2 separate regions of the Homo sapiens genome follow, and region 2 is linked to region 1. A link is an interaction called in ENCODE POLR2A ChIA-PET data of the cell type or tissue named here. Cell type or tissue: GM12878. All regions are shown on one strand. Each heading gives the region's core, and the rest is flanking DNA. Links, peaks and the distances in the headings are about the cores only. Region 1 overlaps POLA2 (DNA polymerase alpha 2, accessory subunit). Region 2 has its middle 22 kb from the start of KAT5.

Region 1 (2,917 bases), core at 178-2,677:
CCTGTCCAGGAAACAGAGAATATTCCTTAAGCTCAGATAAATCCACTGGAATTTGAGCACCCGAGGAATGTTCCCGGTCTCCCTCGAGAATCACTGACTTGTTGTTCAGCTTCCCGTTGCTATCACAGCCAATCTGGCCCAGCAGAGTGACAGGCTCCTACCAAAGGAAGGTCACAGCATAAGAATGACAGTCTTTGGAGCAGGAGCTCAAAATCTGAAGTCGATAGGGTGAATAGCAAAACAAACTGCAAACAACAAATACATTTCTTGGCAGGGCATTGCTTTGACCCTGAGGTGACTACCGCGTCATCACTGACTCTCAGGATGGAAGAACTCTGAAAGGGCATCTTGTCCACCCATCCACCCAGCACTTGAGCCTTCCTAGGAGGCTGCCTAAGTGTGAGCATCTCTAGTGTAGGGGAACTTGCCCCTGGATGCCTACCCCACCCTGTCCTCACCACCCCAGGGCAGCCCACTGCATCTTTGGGCAGCTATAACTACTTAATAATAGCTAACATTTCTTGAGCTTACTAAATACCATGCACTGTTCTAAAATGTATTCTTAGGCATTTTATATGTATTAACTCATTTAATCCTTGCAACAACCATCGGGTGGATATTACTGTATCCATTTTACAGATGAGGAAAACAAGCAACAGAAAGGTTAGATAATTTAGTCAAGGTCAAACTGTGGGTGAAGCTTGGGTTTGAAACCAGAAATTTGGCTCTAGAGCCATATCCTTAGCCACATACCATACAACCTCTTAACAGGAAGTTCTTTATTAATTGAGCTAAAATCTCTGTCTCCATGGCTTCCTCTGTTCTGTTCCCACTCTTGGGAGAAAACAGAGGAAGTCTCATCTTTCCCAGTGATTGTGCCTCCCTGCCTTCCCTCAATTACTTCCTTCCAAGTCCTCTAACACTTCCTTCTATGACACAGTTCTGCATCACTTCCCCAACTGATCATTCTTTGAATGTAAACATTGACAAAGGTACTTTAAAGAAACTTCTAGAATATATTTCCCCTTAGATTAGAAAACATTCTAGAGAGAAAGCACTGGTATATATGCCAGATTAAACTATGATATAAAGATACTATTGGCAGCAGTTTGTCTATAACAAGAGACCAAACCAGGGGAGAGACTGTGAGTCATTGTCCAGAGAACAAGATTCTGAAAACCCCACCGTCGCTGCTGTCCTTTTATCTCGATACGTGAATGCTTCTATTTGTGGGAAATCCCCGGGGAGCTACCTGACTCACCACCAAGGGAAACAAGGCCTTGAGTCTCTGCTTATGTGCAAGACTCTAATCCAAGTGGGAAGAAAATCACTCTCTGGCCACAAAACCAGACAGCACTTACAAATCTTTCTTCAGAAGGGCCCATTTTCCCAAATTCAACCAAGACAGATGTTCAAACTAGAACACAGACAAGAAGTGAAAAAGGAAGCAAGAAGGATGCCTCTTGGTCATCGATTTAAAAACGTAATATTAATTAGTGAGAACTATTAGAACAACTCTTACCTGTGCTGGGGCTAGCAAAGGAGTGAAAGCTTCAATCTTGTAATGTTCCTTGAGTTCGCTGCCAAGTTCTTCTATCTTACAGGTCAGAACTACAATCCCAGAAGTGGAAAAAAGTATTATGTTTAAGACATTTCACTTGCCAAGAAGAGAAAATACAGCACATTGTAAAATATTAAAGTCAGTCATTTTACAGAAGCAGGAAGGGTGCCTGGACATCTGGCCAGTTTAAACCTTCTAAAACCTTTGCCAATTTTCCGATATTTGGTTGCTGAATCTGGCCTTCCATCTGGCCACAGGAGACCCCATAGCACAATTCCAGGGAATCAGCATGAACCCCACCCCATCTCCAAGTCTGCCCTTTACTCAAGTCCTCACTGAGGTTTTAGGCAAGTCAAGGCCAACCTGAAGAAGGCTTCTAACGAAGGAACCATGAATATCTTTAAGTTGAATTCCTTTACATCGTTCAAGTTTTTGCTGCTGGGAATGGTTATGTGCGTTTTAGCAAAGTGAAGTGACTTGGGGCAATCACTGATAGTATTGCCCGTGTCCCTCCATTACTAGGGCTTCCATGAGGACATCTACCAACTCATACATTGAAAGGCAACCTTGGAACTTGTTCTACCAGCCTAGCTGAAGCTTTGTTACTCTACACCCTTCTAGGTGGTTTTATATCCACCAGAATTTCAAAGGGAAAAACAATCACCTTCTCGAATGTCTGGGAGCTTCTGAAACATGGATTTGTAGCTCCCAGTTAGTGCCTCTGGACATCCCAAGACCTTCAGGCTGATGTTTCCAGCTCCTCCTCTCCCAGACCAAGATACTCCCTGTGCTAAGCCGAAGGAGGTAACCACTTCTCCTCGGTTACTTCGTGAGTTGTATTTCTGGGAGGGAGTAGCACTAATTGGAAGCAAAACAGGTTAATATTACTGTGTTCATATCTAAAGGGAGAGAAGAATAAAATGAGGTTACCTTTGGAAATGGGGACTGGAGAAAAGGAAGGTGGCCTCATAGTTTATAAATTGAATCAGTTTAATGGGGTTGGACATACCCAGACCTTTAAGGAATTTCAGGAATGAAGGGCTGAGGAATACCAGGCTGAGGAATACCAAACATTTTTAGAGAAGTTTAGAGACAGAAACGTATTTTAAAAAGTTGTCGTTCTCTTGGCATTAAAACTAAGCAAGGCAAAAAGATCCCCAGATTCTGAATTGATTAAAAGGCAAACTTTAAGTCCCATTTTTTTCTTCTCATGAATTTTTAGCATTTATTGGAACATCATCTGAGCCTGCAACTGTGGATAAGCTAAAACTTGCTGAGCATATATAAAAACTCACAATATGGTTCAAGGTAGAAACAACAATAAAATGAAATTCAAATTAATCAATTTTCCCCAGT
Region 2 (2,917 bases), core at 220-2,719, 410 kb before region 1:
AAGCGATTCTTCTGCCTCAGCCTCCTGAGTAGCTGGGACTACAGGCTCATGCCACCACACCCGGCTGGTTTTTGTATTTTTAGTAGAGACAGGGTTTCACCATATTGGCCAGGCTGGTCTCGAACTCCTGACCTTGTGATCCACCCACCTCGGCCTCCCAAATGGCCTGGATTACAGGCGTGAGCCACCACGCCTGGCCTACCCAAATTTTAGTTCATAGCTTTCATTGGATTATATACCAGGATGAACAAAGTTTATTTAGCCATGTAAACATCCCAATTTCATGAAAGAATAGTGTGGATTCAGCTATCTTTTATAAAGTGGTGAGTCTGTATTTTTTTTTTTAACAAATGAGACTAATTTGTTATTACTAGTTCAATGAAAACAGCTAAATCTTCTGAGTTATCAACAGAATGCCTATGTGTTTGACTTTAAGATTCTTAAACACCCAATGCTCACAGCCTTTAAAAATGGTTAACAGGGAAATAATTTTAAATAATGACCACCTTTGTGTAATATCTCAGTTTTCAGAAGTAATCTAAATAAACGATTAAAAATGGGAAAATTGGGTACATACAAATGAGATACATTCTTGTAAGTAAACTTTTGTATAATTTAAAATCTTAAAATCATGTTGGACGCTTATCGTATGTCTATGTCATTTCCAATTAAGAAAGGGTAATCGTATGGAAAATGTTCCAAAAGTTGTTGAATGGTTCTCATCTATAAAATGCTAATATCTGATAGGCAGTTCAGGATTTCTTGCTTCCCAAGTTTATATAAAATGTGCCAAAGAAGATGTGTTCTTAGCCGGGCGCGGTGGCTCACGCCTGTAATCCCAGCACTTTGGGAGGCCAAGGCGGGTGGATCATGAGGTCAAGAGATCGAGACCATCCTGGCCAACATGATGAAACCCCGTCTCTACTAAAAATACAAAAATTAGCTGGGTTTGATGGGGCGCACCTGTAGTCCCAGCTACTTGGGAGGCTGAGGCAGGAAAATCACTTGAACTTAGGAGGTGGAGATTGCAGTGAGCCCAGATCATGCCACTGCACTCCAGCCTGGGCACAGAGTGAGACTCCGTCTCAAAAAAAAAAAAAAAAAAAAAAAAAAAAAAAAGATATATTCTTATTGAGAAGAAGAATAATTTTGTCTAATTCAAAAGTTATCTAGAAGGTCATTCAGGCTGGGTGTGGGGCCTCATGCCTGTAATCCTCAAACTTTGGGAGGCTGAGGTGGGAGAATCACTTGAACCTGGGAGGTCGAGGCTGCACTGAGCCGTGTCGCACCACTGCACTCCAGCCTGGGCAACAGAGCAAGACCCTGTCTCAAAAAAAGTCTAATTTAAATTATGGACTTGGAAAGGTTATTACATCCATGTAACTTCTGTATTGCTTTTAAATCCCTTGTGCTGTTAAGTCACAGGGCTTTGACTCTTGGGTCTGAAAAGAGCACATGATAATGTCATGTTCCGCCTTCATTCTTTTGAGGAGTTAAAATCCTTTGCAAGCTCACCAGTGCCTGCTCTAGGCTCCTTCTGGGAAGAACAATGGTGTCTCCCCCATGCTGTAGCTCAGTAGCTAAGGTTCAGCCTTTCACAATGGCAGCCTGGGTCCAATTCATGATTTAGGGAATGAGTCTTTTCTGGTTTGTTATTTGTTGACCTTTGCCATTTATTGATTCATTTTCCCTCCGTGGACAGATTCTGATTTCCTGTCTTGAAATTTTTCTTTCTCTGAGCTACCTCTGGGGCAACTCTAGATCATGGAAAAAATGCTTGCCATGGCCGGGCGCGGTGGCTCATGCCTGTAATCCCAGCACTTTGGGAGGCCGAGGCGGGTGGATCATGAGGTCAGGAGATCAAGACCATCCTGGCTAACACAGTGAAACCCCGTCCCTACTAAAATACAAAAAATTAGCTGGGCATGGTGGTGGGCGCCTGTAGTCCCAGCTACTTGGGAGGCTGAGGCAGGAGAATGGCGTGAACCCGGGAGGTGGAGCTTGCAGTGAGCCGAGATCGTGCCACTGCACTCCAGCCTGGGCGACAGAGCAAGACTCCGTCTCAAAAAAAAAAAACAAACAAACAAAAAAAACGCTTGCCATCTCTTTGAAAATACCTTGTGCACCTGTGGTTAAGTCATACCCTTAGTTAAGTCTTATTGATTTCATGTAGGAGGTTACATTTAGTTAAAAAAAAAAAAGTTCAAAAGTCAGAAATATCAGTCATTTGTGCTGGCTAAAATCTGGTAATAAAAGATTTAAAAAGGGTTTTTCTTTTGAGAGCTCTATAGTTAGAAACTGACTTAATTAAAGCTGATATTTGGGCCATATGTGTACAGATAGTGCTTTGAAGCCCCTGCTGTCCCTCTAAAAACTCCTCAGTCAATGGAATCCTGTCTGATTCTCCATTTACTCCTGTCTGTTCCTCCTTCCTCTTTTTATTTATTTATTTGTTTGCTTGTTTGTTTATTTTGGGATGGCATCTCAGTCTGTCGCCCAGGCTGGAATGCAATGGCACAATCTCGGCTCACTGCAACCTCCGCCTCCTGGGTTCAAGCAATTCTCCTGCCAAAACCTCCTGAGTAGCTGGGATTACAGGTGCCTACCACCATGCCCAGCTATTTTTTGTATTTTTAGTAGAGATGGGGTTGTGCCATGTTGGCCAGGCTGGTCTTGAACTCCTGACCTCAAGTGATCCACCCGCCTCAGCCTCCCAAAGTACTGGGAATACAGGCATGAGCCACCACGCCCGGCCCAAAATTTTATTTTATTAAAACTAATTAATATTAGATAGATTTGTTTATAAGGTTTTATTAAGAATTGGGTTTAACAGGCCAGGCGCGGTGTCTCACGCCTGTAATCCCAGCACTTTGGGAGGCTGAGGTGGGCAGATCACCTGAGGTCAGGAGATCGAGAC

Evidence for each region. Peaks named below come from ENCODE experiments on the same cell type or tissue, not always from the same donor. Only the 100,000 strongest peaks of a DNase experiment are listed, where the experiment ranks them.
Region 2: POLR2A ChIA-PET joins it to region 1 with 8 read pairs; 2 of 35 experiments call an interaction of 5 or more read pairs at or near these places.

Annotation. Positions count from the first base shown.
Region 1 is chr11:65,278,232-65,281,148 of GRCh38, reverse strand. It overlaps POLA2 (DNA polymerase alpha 2, accessory subunit), which reads right to left. Exons shown (of 18, transcript NM_002689.4): 6 at 2,226-2,419; 7 at 1,523-1,611; 8 at 2-157. Among named protein-coding and RNA genes, the nearest start is that of POLA2, 18 kb to the right of the region's middle. RefSeq lists an enhancer at 680-1,879. In GM12878, for the core only: no CTCF peak of the experiment used is centred there; a DNase peak (open chromatin) is centred at 1,278; H3K27ac peaks cover 1,822 bases.
Region 2 is chr11:65,689,260-65,692,176 of GRCh38, reverse strand. No RefSeq gene overlaps it. Among named protein-coding and RNA genes, the nearest start is that of KAT5, 22 kb to the left of the region's middle. In GM12878, for the core only: no CTCF peak of the experiment used is centred there; no DNase peak of the experiment used is centred there.